Regions from separate parts of the Mus musculus genome. Here region 1 is linked to region 2. A link is a loop called in an ENCODE intact Hi-C map of the cell type or tissue named here. Cell type or tissue: left cerebral cortex. All regions are shown on one strand. Links, peaks and the distances in the headings refer to the core of each region. The heading gives the core; the rest is flanking DNA.

What was found. Peaks named below come from ENCODE experiments on the same cell type or tissue, not always from the same donor. Only the 100,000 strongest peaks of a DNase experiment are listed, where the experiment ranks them.
Region 1: it touches region 2 in a loop (2.6-fold over the local background); 2 of 42 quality-filtered maps call a loop at or near these places.

Annotation. Positions count from the first base shown.
Region 1 is chr11:96,263,926-96,270,445 of GRCm38, forward strand. It overlaps Gm51876 (a long non-coding RNA gene), which reads right to left and starts at 5,126. Exons shown (of 3, transcript XR_003949606.1): 1 at 4,299-5,126; 2 at 1,226-1,395; 3 at 916-1,131. It overlaps Gm53 (predicted gene 53), which reads left to right. Exons shown (of 3, transcript NR_037977.1): 3 at 249-559. It overlaps Mir196a-1 (microRNA 196a-1), which reads left to right and starts at 1,239; the gene lies at 1,239-1,340. In left cerebral cortex, for the core only: no CTCF peak of the experiment used is centred there; no DNase peak of the experiment used is centred there.
Region 2 is chr11:96,349,998-96,356,517 of GRCm38, forward strand. It overlaps Hoxb2 (homeobox B2), which reads left to right and starts at 1,635. Exons shown (of 2, transcript NM_134032.2): 1 at 1,635-2,198; 2 at 2,953-4,019. The coding sequence starts at 1,814. The coding sequence ends at 3,632. Hoxb3os (homeobox B3 and homeobox B2, opposite strand) reads right to left here and starts at 3,397. Exons shown (of 4, transcript NR_155303.1): 1 at 3,063-3,397. In left cerebral cortex, for the core only: no CTCF peak of the experiment used is centred there; DNase peaks (open chromatin) are centred at 3,068, 3,296, 3,525 and 4,131.

The DNA of each region.
Region 1 (6,520 bases), core at 2,294-4,793, 85 kb before region 2:
GGAGTGCAGGGCTCCCAGCTCTGCCTAGCAGGTTGCTAGGAGCCCCGCATCCAGAGTCCTTGGCTTGGCTCTGGGTTCTAGGGGCCCAGGTTAGGCGTCCACAGGCTTCCAGTCCTGGCCACGGAGCTAGAGAGAAAGGCACAGAGGCCCGGGAGACTTCTCTCCACGCGGGCAGAGTCTGCAAGCTCCTTTAGCCTAGTAAATTGTTTTCCTTTCCTTATACCCGCCCCGGTCGTGTTTCTTTTCAGGACAAGAGGGGATATAAACTGTTTGAAGTTCATCAGCACGGTGAAGTTTTATTGTATTTCCGGTCCCTAAAAGAGAAGCCGGCAGCCAGGCAGACTCCCTCCTTATCTCCGAGTTTCCACGCCAGGGACACACACGTGGCCAAGCGGACACTTGCCTTCGGGAGCAGGGAGGGAGAGAGCCCGCTCCGATCGACTCTCCCTCACCGGCTCAGGTAAGTCTAAGAGGCCTCTGATAGTTGTGGCATCAACTGAGCCACAACCTGTGAGGATGTGCGAAGTGACTTTGTAGGGATGGAAGAGAGCGGGAGACAAGGATGTACTCAGACTAGAGGAAGCAAACTTGTTCTCTGCCTTTCCCCAGCCAGGTCCTCAACGTCTCCACTTCTTTGTAAATGTGGAAAAGAGTGGCCTACCTGGGGCTGTCCAGCAGCTGTGAAACCAGAGTCCTATCGTATGCCAGCAGAGTGACTGTTTCAGCCTTATTGTTTGTGCCCTAGAATTCACGGTGCCTTCTAACCCTGACTTTCTCCATCAATTTTTTTTTCCTCAGTTCTACTTGGCTCCACTCTCCTGTCTACTCCCCTGTCTCAAGGCTGGGGTTGCCTTAGAGTTGGATATCTGAGAGCTGCCTGGGAGTCTGGGTAACCCTGGAGCCCAGGGCCTGGCCAGATGGTGAGTGTGTGCGAATCTCCCTAGCAGTTTGAAGTTAGGAATCCTTTTCATCTGGGGAGCCCTCCAACTCCGGTCTGTGCTGAGAGGCCAAGTAGGTATCTCACAAAGGCCCTGGCCGGGCTTAGACCTGGGCCTTGGTCAGGATTCTTGAAGTCAGTTCTGGATTTCTGGGTCCAGTACTTCAAATTCCTGGTTAACTAGCAGCGGACCTCTGTTAGGAAAAAGTGGAAGAAAACAAGTTAAGCAGAGGAAGTAAATTGCGTGGCCATTTTAGCTCACGGGGGGGTGCCCCAGTGAGCCCTCACCCGCCAGGCAGCTTGAGCCGGGACTGTTGAGTGAAGTAGGTAGTTTCATGTTGTTGGGCCTGGCTTTCTGAACACAACGACATCAAACCACCTGATTCATGGCAGTTACTGCTTCTTGCTTAGCTGGGGGAGTTCGGTAGGGTTCCTCAGGACTGGCGTGTCAGTTCCCCCTGCAAAATAATAAAACAGGCTTGAGGGTCCTCAACTGAGAATAGCAAAGATGTTCCCTCAAGAAGAAACCTGGGGAATTCTGAGGATGTCTCTTCACCTTTTAGAGATAGATGGGTAGGTAGACAGAGAGAGGGAGAGGGAGAGGGAGAGGGAGAGGGAGAGGGAGAGGGAGAGGGAGAGGGAGAGGGAGAGGAGAGGGATAAAATGTGAATATTGTTATCTCTCAAAGGCAATGTAGGGGTTAAGCTCTTTTGCTGCAAAGTCAAGGATAACAGTCAGGGCTTCAAGCCTTTGGGTTGTAGGCTCCTGTCTGCAGCCAGATCTTCCCTGAAAGGTCTCTGCACAGAATTGGTTTCCAACAGGGCTACGGGGGTGGGGTGGGGGGGTGGGGGGTTGTCCTCTGAGTCTTTGTAATCTTTGGATGGGGGGTGGGGGAGCTATACCTCAGCCAAAGTTTGAAGCTCCTCTAAGGAGCCAGTAGGTCCCAATCCCAAAGAGAAAAATCAAGACCCTTTGCAGTCTCAGCCTTCAGGTTGTCAGGGTTCCTTCTAGGGCCCCCTAGTGGGACAGGGCTTCCTGTGTGTGTGTGTGTGTGTGTGTGTGTGTGAGAGAGAGGGGGGGGGGTATGAGGAGTCCTTCCTTTCCTAAATTCTAGTTGGCTCTTTACCCACTAGCTGAGCTGGCCTGTGGGTTCACACAAAGCCTGAGGACCTCCAGCCTCTGGGAGAAGGGCCTAACCAGCAGGGGAATCTAAACTGCTAGGTTACTCAGTATGTACAGCCTGCTGTAATGGCGGGATTAGAGTCCGGACAGGGTAAGGCAGTTTGTCCTCTCTGACCCTAGCCCTTCAAGGCTGCTGCTGGCTCTGTGCCCAGGAAAGAAGTTCTTTGGAGTGCTGGTGGGAAGAAGGACTTGCCAACGAATAGGCTAACTTTTGTTCCTAAACCCGTTCCCTGCTTGAGGCAGAGGAAATGTGCAAGGGGCCCATGAAAGAGGCCCTGACCGGATGGGACTCGGCGCCAGGCTGATTTAGATTCGGGGTGGGGGGGGTTGGGGGAGTGGGGATCGGTGGGTTGGGAGGGGGCATTGAACAAGAGGCCTCTGCAATGGCAGAAAGCACAGAGAGACCCACTCCCAGTGCAGAGCAGTCTTTCTACAACTCACTGCTCTGATTAAAAAAAAAAGAAAAAAGAAAAAAAAAGGACCTTAGACAATGTCCTATGACATCTGCGTATCTTCCTCTGTGGGCTAAGGGGGTCTGGGATGTTCCTGCTGCCTTACCTTGCTTCTTTGAGGACTACTTAGAAACCCAAACAGGCAACAGAAGCCTGGCCACCTTCCCTCCCTTGGTTCCCCACCCACCCTGGCCACCTCCTCCCAGGAAAAGTGCTGTAAAAAAATAAAAAAGAAAGAAAGAAAAAAGAAAAAAAAAAAGAAAAAGGGGGGATTTAAGAGAGAAAGGAGGAAATAAAGTCTTTGGAAAGCAGAGAGTTTTACAACAGCCAAAGGTTTTATGGAAGCAATTATGTAATAGCTTTCTACCTGCTCAGAACCCTTTCCGCTCTGCCTGCCGCCCACTGCCCACTCCGTTTGGTCTCCTTGATGCCTCCTCCCAAAGGACTCAGTCACCTCCCACTGTCTTGGATATCTGTGATGGCTGAGAGTTGGTAAGAAGATTCCTCAGGTCCAATGGGGCCACTGACCTCTGACATCCTATGCCGGATGACAGAAGATTTCGTTATTTTTCAATTAAGACCCTTCCTTGGGGTTGTGGAAGCTCCCAGGTTTGAGTCCCTGTGTACAGAACTTGATACCTGTTTGGAAATTATTTTGGACAAAGGGCGTGGGTTCTGGGATCTTATTTTTCGCCTCCAATGTCTAATGGAACATGTATCTTCAAACCTCACTGTATCCCAGAGTAGGTCTGGAGTCTAACCTGGGGCTCAGAAGAAATGTCTCCAGTGCCTGGGGACTTTAACAAGGTTGTTGTATGCAGCAGTGTTTTGTCCTTCACAGTGCTATAACCTTCACAGTCACCTGAGGACTGACACACTCAGTTGGCTCCTTTCCCTTCACACTTGTACAAGATACAAATAATAATATCTCCACCCTTATCCCCTTCAATACCATGAAATAAGTGTCACATAGTGCATGCTGTCTCTGCCGGCTGGGGGAAGATACGAAGTAAAAAGTAAAAAGATTTCATGGCTGGATAACAAAAGTCACCAAATTTCATGACCTTTTCTGGGTCAGTTGGAGGTATTTGTTTCATCTTCCATTAAAATGTTCCAGCAGGACACTGTAATTGAATCCAGCTTTAAGTCACACACATTTGTTTGAAGATGTAGTATGAATTTTGCTTGGATACTAAGTTAGGAGGCAAGATTCACATCAGCTTTTGTATAGCCAAAATTTAGACATTAATATCCAGGTTTTTGTCTTCCCTATAGGTGTATTGTTTTTTTAAAAAATATATGCACACCAGCTTTGGGGTTATATTTAAAAAAACAAGACATAATCACTGTTAGCATTCATTATTCACATAACCACATATGAACAATTAGATCTTAAATGCCTATGCCCCGACACATTTAGTATTACAGTTGGAAAGATAATTGTATATCCTATAAAGGTATATAATAGAGCATATTTGACCTCTAGACTCCCTTACAGAAATATTAGTTTGAAACAGACACGCAAGTCAAATACATCTGCTTAAACCCAGAAGGCATCAATATCAGCTGTAGCTTATCACCTAAAAACAAACTATTTTCTCTTTTCTCACAGTTTTCTTCCCCCCCCCTTGTACTCCCATTTCAATCTCTAGATTTTCTCTTCTTACTGACAGAGACACCCTCACCCCACCTCCCACCAAAGACTCTCCCAAAATGCAGGCACTTACCCCGGCTGGTTGTGGTCAGCAGCAGCCTCTCTTCTTGGCTGCCCTGGGCCCCAGTGTGGTCCAGAGGTTTTGCCTTCCTGTTTTTGTTTGTTTGTTTGTTTGTTTTCATGCTACATGCCACTAGCCCCAGCTGTGTTCAGCCAAAGCTCCAGTGTAAGACATGACAAGGGGCTTTAGGGGATGTGGGGTTTCCTTTCTCTCTAGGACTGGAGGTGGCTTGCAGAGAGCTTTGCTCTCTGGACAGAGTGACCCCACTGTAATGTGACTTTTGTTAAGTATCTGTAGGTCCTAGGGGCCACAATTCTGTGTGTTCTGGCATGGTGGGTACCATTGCCTAGGAAGGGAAAAAGATTTGAGGGGTTCCAGGGATCACCAAGCATTTCAGCAAGGGGCCACCCACCCTGGTGACCATTTTGTCCTTTGCCTCTGTTGAAGCTGAGCTCAAGTTTGAGGCAGCAATCCCTTCTGGAAAGCTTGCAGCAAGGGTGAGACTCCTTGCTGCTGCTGCTGCTGCTGCTGCTGCTGTCTTCCCCTGGAGGGGGTGAGATGGGGTATACACCCCAGGGATGAGGGGGAAAGTTCATTCTCTTCTGTAATCACCTCTCCAGAGAAGACAAGCTTCCCAAATCTGTCTCTTCCACTTTGTGTGCCCCCCCCCCCCGCAATCCCCAGCATCTTCTTACTTAGAAAAACTACTTCTTACTTAGAAAAGAGGCCTGGGTCTCCTCTTCACCCATCAGTGATTCCAGGAGGGATTAAGAACGGCTCCCTGGGCAGCTATAACCCACAAATATGAATTTAAACGGATTATCTCCCTCTTACAGGGCACAAGCCAGGAGCCCAAAGGTTCTTCCTCTGATCCTTTCTCTAAACTAAACCAGTGAAGAATCTGCAGCAAAGCCCGGGAGAGGAATGGGAACCAGGAGGGCAGCGGGCAGAGCCCAGCGCCTATACAGCTTGGGTCTTAAAAACAGCCTTGCTCCATCACGTTTCCATAAATAAAAGAGCCCCGGCCCAGAGTTCACATGTCCTTTTGGGCCCTAATTTATATACTACAGAAAATCATATACCCACCTCGACATGCTTCATAACGCTGTTATTTATGGCTGGGGAGGGGATTTTTTTTTTTTTGGCCTGAAGACTATATTTATTACAGGTAAAACTGATGGCAGATTTCATAGGACTAGCAAAGCAGGAACAGGTGCTCTGCCCTAACTATGATTCATTCGCTCCAGGCCCAGCTTCTTGCTGGCAGATCCGGGAAGCTCTCTTGACTTTTCCAAGCGTCCAACCGCTACTTAGAAGAATTTGCATCGGATTTTTGTTTCCCCATTTGGATACTACAGGGAAAAAAATAGATCTTCACGCTGTTTGGTTCCGGATCTGCTGGGCTGTCGCTCTCCAAGAGCGTGGGTGGAATTGAAGGGGCCGGCTGGGCGCCCGCATTGATCTTTAAAAAATCATTTTGAAATCGCCATAATGTGAAGAAATATGGCGCTTCGCCCTCGTATTTCACACGTAATGACACGAGATGGCTTCATTTAGAAAGACAAGCGGGCGGGACTGTGTGTGTGCTCTCGGAGGTGATCCGCAGCCTTCCACTGGGCAGTAGGGGTACTGGCTAAAAACATATTGACCCCCAAGTTAGAACGGTTCCACTTTTTCTAAAAGAAGGGGAGGCTAAGGAGGGAGTCATGGCCCCCGGAGCAGTCTGCCTAATAACGGTCCAGACTCAGAGAATAGCCAAGAAATCTGTCTTTAAACCTAACCCGAGGAAACCAAGCCTGTCTAGGGGCCCGGCCTCCCAGAGCACCACACCGGGGGAGGCGCCTGCACCCAGGCAGAAGCTGTAGAGGCAAGAGCTGGGAGAGCCGCCAGGAAACCAGCCCGTGGCCTCGGGGGAGTCCCTGCGCAGGGCCGCAGATTAGCTGCTAATAAAATGCACTATTTGTAATCTCCACGAGAGGATTGTAGGCGAGAAGGCGGCGGGTGGGGGAAACGGACTGATGCCGGGGACTCCTCTGTACTTGCTACCGTCCTATGTCAGTATTTGGACCTTTTCCAGAGCGGCAATTCCGGGTGAAAAGCGCTAGAGTGCTGAGAATTTAGCTGGCCTCTTTCCCTTTTTGGATGGAAAGGAAGGTAACCCGGTGTTCCTTACTGTGCCGTTTGGGGAGTCTTCTTCCCCTTCTCCTTTAATCATTTCCCACATTAGCCCTCTC
Region 2 (6,520 bases), core at 1,645-4,144:
TAAATACTCACCACCACCCACGCGGACGTTACACTGACAGAAAGTTTCTAGTTCCAGCTCTCCGCTGAGTTGCCATTTCTCTGCTAAGCAGCCTTCTCCTCTAGGCTAGGCGACAGAGAGCGAGGAGGGGGAGGGGAGGCCAGAGCCGTGGGAGTTCTCCGGGGCAAACTTTCCACCCAAGTTAGCGCCTTCCCTCTGTCCCCATTTCCCATCTGTTTCCTAGATCTCCCAGAATCACCTTTCTCTTTGGCTCCCCCCTCCCTCAGGCCTTTTTAAGGGATATGCAATTTAGGTTGTTCCCTCTGCTTTCCCAAAGAGCCAAATTCTTTGATGCAATCGGAGGGAGCTGTCAGGGGGCTAAGATTGATCGCCTCATCTCCTCTTGGTCCCTCTGACCCACTTATTTAAAAATCTTCCCCCAGCCGACTTTTCATTTTCAGCTTTGAGGCCTAGTTTCCCACCAATTTGCTTGTGGCTCTGAGGTTTTTTTGTTTTTGGTTTTTTTTTTTTTTTTTTTTTTTTTTGTTGTTTTTTGCCTCCTTCCTCTAGTAAATCACAATATTCTAAAATTGAGCCCATCATAGGTGCCTCACCATAGAATACATTACATTTTTTTTTCTCTCTGGAGGCCCAAAGCAGAATATAATCTCAGTGGTGGTCATTATCCCCAGCCCCCTCTCCCCCACCATCTTTAGGAAATGTTTTCTTACCAGGGATTTTAAAAGTAGCCCAAAGGCAAATACAGAGGGGGAAATCCCTTTGTCCAGAGGGCGACTGTGCACTGACTTTAGCTTTGAAAGTTAAGTGGATGGCTACTTTGGTGCCCTGGATAGAGACACAGATACACCTGGGGGCCTGTGAATACATCTGTCACCTTAGACCTTCTTAGACCCTCCTATTGCCAGGGTTGGGGTGTCACAGTGTGAGTACAGATGACCCCAACAGGAAGGCAAGTGGACATAAGAAACTGCTTGTAAATTCTGAGCAGAGACTAGAATCCAGGGCACATAGCAAGGGAGGTAGGCCCATGTCCCAAAGTGCTCCTGGAATCTATGTCCCTGCTGCGTGCCAGCTCTGTGCATTTCTTAAGTGTGAACTACTGCTTTCTGAGGGTGGGTGGGCTGCCGCTGCTGCTGGTGTTTAGTGCTGTCCTTTATCCATCTCCTTTCTGATTTCCCCCAAGGTATGGAAGCCTCTTTCTACTCCCACTTCCCCCTAAATGAGATTTTTTTTTCTTTTCTTTTGGGGGCTGAGGTGGTGGTAGGGTAAGAGGCTACTGAGGGCCACATAAAGAAAGCATATTAACTCACTCCATTTCTCCCTTAAATGTGGTTGTTTGCCACCACCACACAGTCTCTGAAGGGAAGGAAGAGGTTCTTTTGGCTTTTCTGGGAAAAGAGAGCCATTAGGGAGAGTGTAGGGTACTGATGAAGGAACAGGGGTAGAGGAGGAAGCCTCATGGTATCCAGGTCGTGGTCCTCTGGAGTTTTTGAATCAATTAAAGCAAATAATGCCTGTGTTTTCCACTAGGCCTAGACTAGCGATTGGCGGAGACCGGTCCCGTGACCATGAATTCCCTGCAATTTCGGCGGAGTCCTGGGTTTAATAGAGAGAGTCCCCATACGCTTGTATTTATCAGCAATATACAATTATAAAGGCCTAAATTTAAAAAAAAAAGAGAGAGAGCGAAATCTCCCCCCCCCCGCGAAATTGCTCCATTGCATAAACCTGGGGGGGGCGGGAGAGGGGGGTCCCTCTGATTCTCCCTCCTGACGCCCCCCCCAGCAGGCCCCCTCCCCCACCATTGAAAGCCATGAATTTTGAATTTGAGAGGGAGATTGGGTTTATAAACAGCCAGCCATCGCTCGCCGAGTGTCTGACTTCCTTCCCCGCTGTCTTGGAGACATTTCAAACTTCATCAATCAAGGAGTCGACATTAATTCCTCCTCCTCCTCCTCTGGAGCAAACCTTCCCCAGCCTCCAGCTCGGCGCCTCCACCCTTCAGAGACCAGGGAGCCAAAAGCAAGCCGGAGATGGGCCTGCTCTGCGGTCACCGCCGCCACTCCCCGTTGCCCCCCCAGCCCCCGAGTTCCCCTGGATGAAAGAGAAGAAATCCACCAAGAAACCCAGCCAATCCGCCGCATCCCCTTCTCCAGCCGCCTCCTCGGTCCGGGCCTCCGAGGTCGGATCACCATCAGGTGGGTAAACGTATTAGGGGCGGGGTGAGGGGCAGTTGGAAGAGAAGGGGAGAATGTGAGGTGATGGGGCTCCTGGTGGGGTTCCCTAGGTCGACGGATCTGGGGCGAGGGAAGCAGAGTATCCCGCTGGGGTTCAGGCCTAGCCACTGTTAGCTTCCCCACCCCCAGAAAATTTTGGAAGCTGATTGAGGGTGGGGAGGATGCTTTTTTTTTTTTTTTTTTTTTAAATGTGCTTAGAAAAAAATGATTCGATTGAAGGGTTTCCCCGGTTTCTGTGTAGAGGAATGAAGCGTGTCTGGGATTGAATCTGGAGCCTGGAAAAGATGCGATGCCTCTAGCTCTCCTAAAGCTAGGGAAGAAGAGGGAATTCAAAAGCTAGGAAGGAAAGGGGTGAAGAACAATCTATGATCCCTCTCTCCCCAGGTTGAGTTGGAAAGTTCTGAATTGAGGGGTCCATTGGGAGGACTTGGGGGAGGGAGACTCTGAGGTCCTGGGAGCTAAGAGAAATTGCTCCCCGCCCCCTACGTGGCCCGTGGGCGGCTCTGAAGGCACCGACTTGACCCGGGCCGGGTCTGCCTACGTGGAAGAGCACTAAAAAAAACCCCAAAGACACAGAAAGAAGCGCTGTGGGGGTGGGGTGGGAGCCCGAGTAGGACTGCTGAGAGTCTTTTAAGCCAAAGGGGTGCTCCCGATCTCAGCTAAACGGAGGCTGCGTTGAGACCTCTCTGATAACATAGGGGTGCTTCCCTCGCAGATGGCCCCGGATTGCCAGAATGCGGCGGCAGCGGCTCCCGCAGACTGCGCACGGCCTACACCAACACGCAACTGCTGGAGCTGGAGAAGGAGTTCCACTTCAATAAGTACCTGTGCCGGCCGCGTCGCGTCGAGATCGCTGCCTTGCTGGACCTCACCGAAAGGCAGGTCAAAGTCTGGTTCCAGAACCGACGCATGAAACACAAGCGGCAGACGCAGCATCGAGAGCCGCCCGAGGGAGAACCAGGCGGGCCGAGCGCCCAGGACGACGCGGGAGAGCCAGCCGAGGAACCCACGGTCAGCCCGGGCGACGTCGCGACTCACCGGCTGCGGGAAGCCTGCTTCCACCCCGCCGAGGCCGCGCAGGGACCCCGGGGCGCACCGCCGTCAGCGCTGCCTGCCACCACCCTGGAGAGTGTGGGCGCATCGAGCCCCGGCTGCACAATGCTCAGAGCCGGAGGCCGGCAGAGCGAGCCCCTACCCGAAGACGCCTGCCCCGAGCGGCAGGATTCGCCTTTTCTACCGGACCTCAATTTCTTCGCTGCAGACTCCTGTCTCCAGATGTCCGGAGGCCTTTCACCCAGCCTGCAGGGTTCTCTCGATAGCCCCGTGCCCTTTTCCGAGGAAGAGCTGGACTTCTTCACCAGCACGCTCTGTGCCATCGACTTGCAGTTTCCCTAACTGTTTTCCATCTTTGGTCCTTTCCGTCTGGTCCTCCTTGGCTGTTGGGGGCGGGGGGAATCGGGCCTTCTCCACTCGTGGATACATTTATGCCGTTTTGTTAAAATCCAGATAGTAACGAATTAGCGTTTCATTCACTCCTTTTCGCTTTTTAAAACCACACACAAAAAATTCCACTTGGTAAAACTCCTTCCAACGAAATCTCAGGAATAATTAAACTCTAGTGGGAGAGGGTTTTCTTACAAAGAACTAGAGGGACCTATTTTCCTCTTTTTTAAGTTTTAGATTGTAGATTATTTATTAAAATTGTTTAATAATAGGAAAGGGGGAAAGTATTTATTGTACATTATTTTCATAGCGTAAATAAATGTCTTTATAATATGAAAACGAGTGTTTGTGTTGGGATCTAGCTCTTTTTGCCAAGTCCCTACGGCCAGTCTTTGCTTTCCCACTCTCCGCTTGAAGTTGGTTTAGCTCTGGCTCAAGCGACCCAAGGGAAGGCATGGTCCCATCTCCCAGGCTGACAAAGTCCGGGTGGTACAAAAGGGGCCCTGCTTGGTGACTATTTCTTTGTCCAAGACACCAGGAAGAGTTTATGGAAGCTTGGTTCATCTGCAAACAGACCGTTTCCAGTCCTGCTAAGATGTTCCCTGGGTCCCTGCTTGGAAATAAATGTGGGGTGGGTGGAAAAACAGCGTTCTGGGGGGGGGGGTGCAGAAGCGGGTACAAGAAAATGTCTCAGAGGCCAGCTTTGAGCCTTGGAGGCTGCGCAGAGGGTTAAAAGAGTTGAAGGAGAAATCCTTGGGTTTGCTAGCCTGCGGGCTTTGAGTCTGCAAGCTTAGGCCGAGGCCTGCGCTGTGCGCCCGATGCTGCCTTGGGGCTCCAGGTCCTTGAGGACTAGAATGGGGCTTAGGAATTTTGTAGGGAAGAAGGGAGGCCCGGGCGTGGCAAGAGGCTTTTGGCTCACAGAAGTAGCACGGCGAGCGGCAGAGAGCGCGGGAAATAGGAACGATGCTCAAAATGGCGCTGGGCCGGGCGACTTGGAGCGCAGGAGAAGCAACTGCGGCCGCCATGACAGCGGCTGCGGGATGCTCGGGTCCCACTCCCGGCTCGCACCCACTCCCACTTTCTTGAGGCCAGATCTTTCACAATGAAGAAAAGATAGAAAGACAGTCTGGGAGCTTCCCGCCAATTGTGGGTTTTTATTTTATTTGAGAGAGAGAGAAAGAGAGAGAGAGCGCGAGTAGAGACCCTGTGCTGGGGAGGGGGAGCGAGCGTTGGGTCCTGGGACCACTTTACCCAGTGTGGCTTTTTGCTCTGGGCTTTGAAACCGTGCTAGGTCGTTTTCCAAATGCAAGCCCACCTGTCTTAACCAACAGCTTCATTTTCCATCCCAACACTTCTCCTGTCCTCTTGCCCCCCATAGTCCCCCTCCCAGCTCTGCAAACTCAGGAAAGGGGAGGCAGGGATCCTCTTCCCCATCTGCCTCTTAGTTTGTTCTCCAGAACCAGGAGATTTAAGGGACCCTGGAAAGCCATCCATCCTCCTCAGGTTTATTTAATATTTCTCAGGCTCAGAAACAGATACCTACCTCCCCGGTAGATGTTGCCTTTTTTTTTTTTAAGGCAGTTTATTTCCTAGGCCTCCCAGACTTTCCCCACAAACCAGCAGAAGCCAACGTAGGTGGTGACTTGGAACTCTAGGCAAACCCACTGCATTTCTTTTTTCCACGGGTCCCTCAGTGTGGGAAGTATACACGTTTTACTCAGCTGGCATTTAATCCCTTAAACTGTCTTAATATAGAATTCACCTCATGAATTAAATAATCTTATGTCATGTTAAATTGCACTTATTTCTCTCATAAATAAATTAATATAGAACAATTAGATGTGTTATTATAATAATATCGTGTATCTTATTAGTTTATTTTCTCTCATAAAATATATAGGTATGAAATAAATTTAATATATTAAAGTAATAATACACAGCTTATTGGCTTGTGTGTTTATTTTCCTCATAAATAAGTGAATATATAATATATTAAAACCACACTATACATCTCATTGGACTGTGTGTTTATTTCTCCATAAAATATGTCCACAGGCAGTGTTTAACATCTTAAAAATCACAGCACATAGGCCATCTCTATGCTAGCAAAATGAAAGAGACTTATCAGCTGGGGCTTTGATTTTCTATGGATAGCCAAACTAGATAATTTAGTCTAATTAAAAATGTTCTTGCAGCTATACCAGGTTGCTGCAAAGATCAAGAATACCAGAAAGATCTCACTAATTACCCACCTTCCAGCTTTTTTTTTTTTTTTTTTTTTAAACATCCTTTATCAATGCCAAAAGGCAGGAGCTGCAGAGGAGCTCCATCCAGGGATGCTGGTCTGTAATACCCAGGGATCCCTTCTGTCATTTCTGTAGATGCTGGGTTGCTCCATGGCTCAGCAGTACCAGCATTACCTGAGCTAGTTAGAAATGCAGAATATTAGGCCCCACTCCAGACCTACAGAACCTGAACCTGCAATTTAGCAGATTTCTAAATGATTTATAGATACATTAACGTTTAAAGGACTGCTAGATTACATTGCTATCTTGCTTTCTGTTCTCCCCCACACTTAAGAATGTTTGAGAGCTGGGCTCGGTGGTACACACCTATAATCCTATAGTCCTAGGTAAGAGGACTACATAGTCTAGGCTGTCTTAAAATAGAAAAAAGTTGGGCATGATAGCTCACACCTGTAAACCCAGGCCTCAGTAGGCTGAGGCTGGGGGACTGCAGTGAGTTTGAGGCAAGACTGATTTACATAGACTTACATATGGACTTCAAGGTCAATATGGACTACAGAATGAAAGTCTATCTCAGAAAACAAAGACAGAAAC